3 separate regions of the Homo sapiens genome follow, and all the other regions are linked to region 2. The links are chromatin contacts, found by Hi-C or POLR2A ChIA-PET in ENCODE. All regions are on one chromosome and are shown on one strand. The core of a region is the stretch at or near the end of the contact, and the rest is flanking DNA. Distances in the headings are between cores, read along the strand shown. Region 1 holds the start of MINDY4 (MINDY lysine 48 deubiquitinase 4). Region 2 holds the start of CRHR2 (corticotropin releasing hormone receptor 2). Region 3 overlaps MINDY4 (MINDY lysine 48 deubiquitinase 4).

The links. Hi-C counts contacts between places; a loop is a spot of excess contacts on that map. ChIA-PET counts read pairs that join two places held with the same protein, here RNA polymerase II (POLR2A). Pooled maps may share reads with other maps.
Region 1: a loop to region 2 is called in a pooled map, with 4 times the contacts of the local background. The contact joins the promoter of MINDY4 here to the promoter of CRHR2 in region 2. A Hi-C loop is called at or near these places in 3 of 50 pooled maps. POLR2A ChIA-PET finds 5 or more read pairs at or near these places in 2 of 52 experiments (GM12878 and activated CD4-positive, alpha-beta T cell).
Region 3: a loop to region 2 is called in a pooled map, with 2.2 times the contacts of the local background. The contact joins the enhancer-like site here to the promoter of CRHR2 in region 2. A Hi-C loop is called at or near these places in 1 of 50 pooled maps.

Annotation. Positions count from the first base shown.
Region 1 is chr7:30,770,051-30,773,005 of GRCh38, reverse strand. MINDY4 (MINDY lysine 48 deubiquitinase 4) reads right to left here and starts at 1,589. Exons shown (of 18, transcript NM_032222.3): 1 at 1,450-1,589. The coding sequence starts at 1,512. All of the region lies in intron 3 of INMT-MINDY4 (INMT-MINDY4 readthrough (NMD candidate)), which reads right to left. RefSeq lists silencers at 1,029-1,178, 1,549-1,598, 1,659-1,708 and an enhancer at 1,179-1,473.
Region 2 is chr7:30,680,880-30,683,846 of GRCh38, reverse strand. CRHR2 (corticotropin releasing hormone receptor 2) reads left to right here and starts at 1,391. Exons shown (of 12, transcript NM_001883.5): 1 at 1,391-1,669; 2 at 1,807-1,932. The coding sequence starts at 1,567. It overlaps LOC124901608 (a long non-coding RNA gene), which reads right to left and starts at 1,228. Exons shown (of 2, transcript XR_007060275.1): 1 at 774-1,228. RefSeq lists a silencer at 1,320-1,369.
Region 3 is chr7:30,798,294-30,801,343 of GRCh38, reverse strand. All of the region lies in intron 5 of MINDY4 (MINDY lysine 48 deubiquitinase 4), which reads right to left. All of the region lies in intron 7 of INMT-MINDY4 (INMT-MINDY4 readthrough (NMD candidate)), which reads right to left. Among named protein-coding and RNA genes, the nearest start is that of MINDY4, 28 kb to the right of the region's middle. RefSeq lists enhancers at 429-558, 1,425-1,544. Within about 2 kb of position 1,628, at least 6 of the 41 ENCODE cell types and tissues checked have a DNase peak (open chromatin) inside an H3K27ac peak, as active enhancers do.

The DNA of each region.
Region 1 (2,955 bases), core at 340-2,839, 89 kb before region 2:
CCATGTCAAGTGGGGGGTGGTGGGGAGGGATGTGGGAGAGGCTAGAAATGAAATTGAGATGGTAAGCTGGGGTCAAGCTACAGGGCAGGCTTGGATGTCAGTGAGGACACTGGATTTCATTTGTACTCAAGAAAGAACACGAGGAAGCCCTCTCTAAGAGTTTTTTTCAGTGACCCAGACTTAAAAGAAATGATGTTAACAGTCAGCTTTCCAGGGTGTGTCAATTGATATCCAACATGCAGCCAGGACAGGTGATGGCAGGTCAATTAGCCATAAAGACAGGGCAGATGCGACAAAGCCAAACGCATTTAAAATTTTTTCAAATAAAAATAAATCATAAAAAACACACAAAGACACTTTCCAAACAGGTGCACTTCAGAGACACCTGTTTGGTGTCAGAAACAGTGAGGGTGGGAGGAGGTATAAAGTTGAACACCTACGTGCACATTGTATCTATATGTCAGATCCAATGCTTGGAAGCTGCCCATATGTTAATATTAATCCTCATTATAAATCTGCAAAGAGTAGGTCTTACTTTCCTGTTTTACAGATAACGAAATTGAGACAGTGAGTAAAGTACTGAGGTTCACACTGCAAACTAGTAGCAAATATTTGAATTGTCTCCGTCTGACTTCAAAGTCCTTCCCCTTTCCTCCATTCAAAAAATTACGTGTATGTGTTTTCATACAAGACAAGTACCCATCGCCCTAGCCCAGTATGACACTGCAAGGACAGACAAAACACACAGAGTGCAGCCCTCAGTCACCATGTGCTGAATGAGCTAATGTATGTCCCCCTCCACTACCACGCCCAAGACCCCCCGGCGAGCTCCTTCCCCACCGAGGTCCCCATCTCCACCCTGAGGCCAGATGACAGCTAAGGACCTTCCAAGCTTGTGAACACTGCAAAAACTCTCCTGGGACAAGACAATAGGAAAACTTACAAAAATTAAAGCAACCACTGGAATTCCCACTGTTGACTAAAATGACTAAGGGTTTGACCGTCAAGAACTTTTCTGGGCTTTTGGGGTTCCCTCTGGGAGAAGTTCTTTCCGAGTGGGACCCTGACTTGCGTGGGTAGCGCACGGAGGCCGGCAGCCAGGCTAGGGCGCAGGCCTGCCCGCTGTGCGCCCGCGCTAGGATTGCTTGGCGCGGCCCCCAGGCCCCCTCCCCAGCTGCCGCCGCCCCGGAGCGCGGATGCCCCAGGAGGGCAGCGGACGGGGTCCAAACCGTGCCTTGCGGAAGCGCCCGGTGACGACGGCAGAAACGCCTCGTGGGAAATGTAGTTTCCCCTGTCCCGGGAAAGCGGCGCTCTTCTGGGGCATCTCTGGAGCAGGCAGTAGGTAGGGAACGGGCGCCCTCCCAGAAGCTGCAAAGCCTTCAGGGGAGACCCCGATGATCCCCCCAAATTAGAGCCACTTCCTGGGCTTTGGAGGGGGCGAGCCGTTACCTTTCTGCTGAGGAACTCCCTGACCAAGGAGGCGGCCACCTCCTCCACGAAGAGGCTGTCCATGGCTCTGGCTCTGGCTCTGCCCACGAGGCCCACGCCGGGCCGCAGCACCAGGCAACTGGGTCTGTCCGGCGCAGTATGGCCGCGTTGCCGTGGCGACGGCGGCGTCGGCGCGGCAAGAACTCCTCCCCTTCCCTGGGGCTGGCGGGCTGGGGCGGGAGGGAAGGGGTGGAGCGTCCCGCAAACTCGCGTCTCGGAGTGGGAGGCCGCAGTCAGGGCGCCCTGGTGTCGCCTAGGGCCCCGTCCACGGCTCCGGACTCGGGGCCTCACTCTGACCCTGGCCCTGGTCATCTGAGAGGCCTAGGACAAATTACCGCTCCGCTCCGAGGCTCCATTTTCCTAGACATAAAATGGGAAGAATACCTGCCTCCTTGTTTCTGGAGGACTAAACTCACAGGGAAGTGACCCCCTCAGGTCCACCCTCAGCACCACGGCCCCCTCTGGGGCCACCAACGCTACTGACCTTGGCGGGCCTTGACGGTGGGGGCAAGGAAGCCCAGCATTCTGCTTCTTGGGCACCGAAATTAAAGGAGATGTTCCTCGCCCCCTTGGTGCCTGCTTTCCCGTAATGAGACTGCCATTTATTGATCACCAAGCTCTTAACTCACGGTTGCACTTTTAATCCTTACAACTTCCTGGCTAGGTAGTTACTGTTGGCCCCATTCTTTAAAACGGGACACTGAGATTCAGAAAGGCTAAGATTTTGCTGAGGCCCACACAGCTGGGTACTGGGAAAGTTGGGTTTCTAACCAAGCCCAGTACATTTTCCCCGAACTTAGTCACCTGGGTTCCACCTTCACAATCTTTGCCACTTCCGCATGTTACCTATTGTATTCCTTTGCTTGGGCTGCCATACAAAGTACCACAGACCATGTGGCTTAAACAACACATTTATTGTCTCCCAGTTCTGAGGGCTACAGACCAAGATCGAGGTGTCAGCTGGATGGTTTCTCCTGAGGCCTCTCTCCCTGGCCTCTATTATAGATGGCCACCTTCTCCCAGTGTCTTCACGTGGCTAGCCGTCCGTGTGTGCCTGTGTCCTAATCTCTTCTTATAAAGACATCAGTTGTATTGGAATAGGGTCCACCCTAATGACTGCATTTCCACTTCATCACCTCTTTAAAGACCCTATCCAACACAGTCACATTCTGGAATACCAGGCATTAGGACTTCAACACGGGAATTTTTTTTTCTTTTTTTTTTTTTTTTTTTGAGACAGAGTCCCGCTCAGGTGCCCGGGCTGGAATGCAGTGGCGCAATCTCGGCTCACTGCCAAGTGAACAACCACCTCCCGGATTCAAACCATTCTCCTCCCTCAGCCTCCTGAGTAGCTGGGATTTCAGGCGCCCACCACCGTGCCCAGCTAATATTTGTACTTTTAGTAGAGACGGGGTTTCACCATGTTGCCAGACTGGTCTTGAACTCCTGACCTCAGGCAGTCCGCCC
Region 2 (2,967 bases), core at 142-2,641:
TAGGTTTATGTGGAGGATGGCAGGGGAACAGGACTGGTTTCTGAGACTAGGTTCCAGCTCTCCTTGCCCTCTAAAGATAGAAACAAACAACACACAACACACATGTATGTCTTCCCCAGACTCTCCGTCTCATAACTCAGAACCAGAGAGTCTCAGAGCTGAGAGGGGCCTCGGGGAAGATTTCACTGATGGAGAAAGCTCCAGAAGAGAGGGCAAGCATCCTGCCTGGGGTACCATGGCAGGGAGAGCAGAGTCAGAGGCTGGACCAAAATGCAGCCTGAGTGGAAGCATGCCTTACCCCAGGCCCTGCTTCCCGAGCCCAATGCCCCACTCAGCTGGCAGACACAGCAGGCCCGCCCTGGGCACTCTGAGGGTGCAGCCACAGCAGATCACCAAGGAGGCATTCTGGGCCAGGGTGGGGTGGGGGGCCTGGGCAAGTTCTCTGGGGAGGTTTCCAGCTCCTCCACACCTGCTGTGGGGCCTGATTCTCCCCGCCCCTGCCCCGCTACTGGTGTGGAAACCAGGGTCAGGTGAAGCCCTGCCCAAGCCTTGAGGAAGAGAGACACATTCTCACTTCTTCCTTTATTCTTTCTGGTGCCCAAGGCACTAACAACTGGGTGTATAAAGCCTTCCAGATAATTTCAGCCAATTTCTCCCCTAGACTTACTCCATCTGATTAAATGGCCACCCAGTCACTCAAGCAGGAGACCTGATGTTATCCCTGCCTCTGGGCTCCTACTTAAAACCAGCCACCCACTCCAGTTCCTCCTCACCAGGTCTGGCTGCCCCTCCGAAATCTCTCTCCATTCCAGCTTCCACGGTCTGATCCAAGGACTTCAACCCACTCAGGCCACTTGATCTCATTAGACTCATGGGTGTCTCCCTGCTTCCCTCCAGGCCTCCTCGATACATTTCCTTCCCAGAGGCTATGGAGGCTTTTGGAGGATGCAGATCTGCCCATGGGCTCTCCGTCTCTGCCTCCCTCCAGTGTCCTCGCTCAGGGAGGGGAAGCTCAGGCGGAAAGCTGCCGAACTTTGGGTTGCGGCTGTCCCTCGATTAGCAGAGCTGCGGTGTTCTCCTCGGGCAGGCGGGCAGGTGGGCGCGCTTTGCTGCCCCCTGCAGCTCGGGGGCCTGCGATCCCCGCACAGAGCATTCCGTCACCCCAGGCCCACGCTCTCCAGCCCACCGCCCTCCTCTGGACGCCGCGAGTGGAAGAGAGCTGCGAACTGAGAAGCCGTACTTTGGGCAGGGTGGAGGGCCCGGGGGCTGGAGACTGAGCCCCTCCGAGAGGAGCCGCCCGGCCCCGCCCCCCGGCGCAGCCATTGGCCGCGGCGGAGCGGCTGTACCCGCAGCTCCGTGCACTCGGCGGCTCCTCTCCGGGAAGGTCCCCACTTGACAGCTCTGGGCGACCGGAGGTGGCGCCCAAAGGCTGCCCGGGAGATCGGGGCTGGGCTGGCGGGGGCCAGGACCCCGCGCCCTCTCGGCCGCTCACTCTCGCGTCCACTCCCTCGCAGTCACGCCGGGCGCGCACTCCCACTCCCTCTCCGCACGCGGCTGCGGGACGCGATGGACGCGGCACTGCTCCACAGCCTGCTGGAGGCCAACTGCAGCCTGGCGCTGGCTGAAGAGCTGCTCTTGGACGGCTGGGGGCCACCCCTGGACCCCGAGGGTAGGCGGGAGGCGAGCGGTCGGAGGCTGCGCGGGCTCCTTCTCTCGCGCGCTGGGTGCGCCCCTGACCCCGCGCTCCGAGAGCCCCGCGTCCCTGCGGGCCCCTCTGAGCCCTACTGCGCTCTCTCCCGCCGCCAGGTCCCTACTCCTACTGCAACACGACCTTGGACCAGATCGGAACGTGCTGGCCCCGCAGCGCTGCCGGAGCCCTCGTGGAGAGGCCGTGCCCCGAGTACTTCAACGGCGTCAAGTACAACACGACCCGTGAGTGCCCCCGGCCCTCGCTGCCTGCTCTACACCGGCCTCCTGAGAAGGCGGTTTAGGGAGTAAAGAGGATTCCGGACCCAGCGGTACAAAGCTGCTGACGGCCGCGGTACCGCGGACCGCGGGCGTTAAGGACCCCTTACAGTGTTGGGGGCGCGCCTTCTGCTTCTACCCCCAATACAGCGTCTAATCTCAGTAAGCCAGTGATTTGCCCACAATTCCCGTGCTCCATGCGGTGACAGCCCAAAAAGGGGAGAAGGAAATACTTCCTCCTCTTGGAGTGTAAACCTCCTTCCCTCATTGTAGGTTCCCGTTGCCTGAAGTTCCCCATTAGGGCTTCATTGTTTAGACAATGCTTCCCCTGCCCAGGAGGGGGACCTATCCCAGGAGGGCGGATATGCTAAGTCCCAAATCCCCCAGAGTGAGTGCAGTGACCAGACCCTACTACCAGAGGGGAGGAGGAGGGTAGGAGGCAGGAGGGCTGGGGCGAGCGCATGTTTCGTGGGGAGGACATGCAGGCGTAGGTTCTGCTAAGCCAGAGGGTGCGGGGTGTTGCATCTTCCCTAATCCGAGGTCCCAGGACTGACCTGCTGGGCTGAGTCAGGGGCTGTGGGCAGCATTATTCCTGCGCCCCCATAATGAGTGGTGTCTGAATCAGCACCCCAACACCATCTCTCAAGGAGAACAACCTGTGCCTGCCTTCCTCCTGGCAAATCATGGACTGGCTTGAGGCTCTGGGGAAAAGGGCAGTAGAGGTTGCTGGAGTTACACAGCCTCCAGGTGGGGTCGTTCAGTGTGGGTTCTGGGTGTGTGCGTGTGGGTAGGTGCCTGTCTGTGCCCTGTGGAACATGGGATGGGAGCCAGGTGTGTGGTCTGCGGGAGGCTGTGGGGGCAGCAATCACTGCCCCACCTAGAACCCCCCTGATATCTCCAGCCGGACCCCAGTTGTCAAGCACGCTGAGACCCTATCTGGATTGTTTGTCTGAAGCCTCTCATCCTGGAAACATCCTCAGAGTGTCTGTGTCTGATTGGTAG
Region 3 (3,050 bases), core at 379-2,878, 120 kb before region 2:
TTGTGTGTCTCAAGAGTCAGATTTTGAACCTTAATAGTCTGATGTGAAGTCCAAATAATGCATAAAGACAAATTAAAATGAAAATTCTCCCCATTACTCATCCCATGAGGTGCAGATGTTTTCAGAGCTGGGATGCTCAGAAGCAGGGAACAGTCAATGAACCGCAAATGCCACATCCTCTGTAAGCCTCCTCCAAGTCCCGGCTGGCACAATTCATTCCCCCTCAGGACACAGAGAGGCATCTGTGCGCCCGTGGCTTTCACTCCAGATCTGGGGGCCTCCAGAGGCTCTAGAGGACCTGGGAGAGTTTGGGATGCACTTGTCTCTCTCCCCCTGGACTGCTTAAGAAAGGTCTGGTAGGGCCTGGTGAATGTCCCCTGAATTAAATTATGCAACAAGGGCAACGAGACTAAATCGCTGGGGTTGGGAGGATTGATGAAGATCTGCTGCCATCTACTGTCCATTCTTCTGCAAAACCTGAAAAACTGCCAGGCATCCCCAGTGTCAGAGGAGTGTTTCAATGCAAAGGCAGAAACACTGAGGCTTTGGGCCCTTGGCTGTATCAAGGCTGCAGAGACCCACAGCAGAACAAGGCAGGTTAATCTTCCCCTGGATCTGTGAATTAAAAGTACAGCCATTCCTTCTCCAATGTTACTGGTTTACCAGGAAGTCTTTTGCATTAAACACTGCCTCTCCAAGCCCAGGGCCCTCCTGCCCCCTCAATAGCGTCCCTTAACTGCTCCCTGAACTTCCACTCCTTTGTGAGGGCCACAATTTAGCACCCAATTACACAGGGCATCCCAGTGCACCCTGGGCTTCTGGAGGCAGGGAACCATATCATGCACTGGCATCCCCAGTGCCTACCTGGGCTATGACACCTCTGAACTCACTAAGACAAAAGGACGTGACCCAGCCACAAAGCCAGTAATGGGTAATATGATGCTCTTGCAGAGGGCTGCACATGTCATGATGGGAAAGGCTGTCTGAGCCTGGAAACAGTTTCGTTTCAGTCTCACCTTCTGGAGTCTGTATCCTAACCTGTAAAAGATCCCTGCTTGGCCCATCTCACCAGGGCATCCAATGCATCTAAGGTGATATCCAGGGACAGGCTTTGCAGTTTATCTTTACTGTAATACCTAGGGGTTGGGTGAATGCAGAAGGAGCCATGAGAACTGACATGGAGGCCACAGGTGTCCCACCCAGCTGCCTCAGACAGGTAAATACTTCCCAGCTGCTGTCAATGTCAGCTGCTAAGGGCTCACAGCTGCATCCTTTTCTGGAGAATCGTCCTTTGCCAAACTCATCTAGGAGGTTGCACACTGCCCGCCCCACTCCAGGATGGGCAGCCCACAGCCAATGACTAAGAGGGGCACAAAAAGCTCACTCCCTTGCCTTAAACATGGGACTAACTCTGAGTCAATTCATGCTCCACATCTCCCCAGGGGATCAGCCTGAGCCCTTAGCCCTCACACCTTTGCTGAGCTCCTTCCCCTGCCCAGTTCCACTTTCCTCACCCCACTTCCTCCTGAGAGCATGCCCCCAACAAATTACATGTACCGGAATCTGACTCAGGCTTGGCCCCTAGGGCATTGCTTCCCAAAGCTTGACACGCATGACATCACCTAAAAAGCTTGTTAAAACCCAGATTCCTGGGCTCCACCCCCAAACTTCTGACTCAGTGGGTCAGACAAGCTGTTTCTAAAAAGTTCCCAGATGATGCAGATGCTGCCAGTCCAGAGATCACAGTTTAAGAACCATTGTTCTTAGGAACCTAACCTGAGAAACCATTCAACAAGTAATAGGCAAAGGGGTTAGGGATGGTGGAATTTAACCTTGCCCTAGTCAGCCTGCCTTCAGCTCAAAATGCTGCAGCCAGGAACAGCCTGGAACAGGCCTCCAGTGACAGATGCTCATACTCAGGGCTGGGAGTGATTCCAGGTTGCTGTGTCCTAAATCCATTTACTATATACCCACAGGTGCTCAGAGGAGCCTATAGTCTAGGAAGGACTCCAAAGTCACAGGACCCTGGTTTACAGGCTCATTATTTACATAAGATGAGCCTTAGAGAGGTCAACTGAATCAAAGTAATTCAGAGATTACAAAAGAAGTCAGAAGTCTGGTCTAGGCATGTGTAGAGGGTAGAATTGGGGAGCCATTACAGAGCAGCCCATCCTACCCCTTCATTTACAGACAGGAGCACAGAGGCCCAGAGAGGCCTGGAGGTCTGCTCAGCAGACTGCAACCTGCAAGCACAAGACAAAGAAGTGCATGACATAAAGGCAAGATGGGGACTTGCTTTTACTGTCCTTAGACAGTAGCTGTGAGCAACCCTACTAACTTGGGCTCTAGTAATAGTCCTGGTGTGGAAGCCTCTTAAACAGCTTCAATAAAACCCCAGTGCCAGAGGAGAAATGTCACAGCACAAAAGTAACAGGACAGCTCACTGCTCACATGTGTGGACTGCAAGCACATGGACCCTGAACTAAGGCCACAGGAAGGCCAGTTCACAAAGAAACACCACTGGCCTGATAGAAAGTAAGATGCAGGGCTGGGCGCAGTGGCTCACGCCTGTAATCCCAGCACTTTGAGAGGCCGAGGCGGGCGGATCACAAGGTCAAGAGATTGAGACCATCCTGGCTGACATGGTGAAACCCCGTCTCTACTAAAAATGCAAAAAAAATTAGCCAGGCGTGGTGGCGGGCGACTGCAGTCCCAGCTACTCGGGAGGCTGAGGCAGGAGAATGGCGTGAACCCGGGAGGCGGAGCTTGCAGTGAGCCAAGATCACGCCACTGCACTCCAGCCTGGGCGACACAGCGAGACTCTGTCTCAAAAAAAAAAGAAGAAAGTAACATGCAGACCAGAGGTATAAATTATGGCCCAATGACCATGACCTAAACCTGCTTCTCCCACAGTCTTCATTTCAGGGAACGGCAACCCCCCTCTTACAGTTGTTCAGCAAAATCTTTGCAGTTATCCTTGCCTCCTTTCTTTCTCTAACACAGCACATCCAATCCATACACGAATCCCAATGAGATATGTGGTTTCGGTC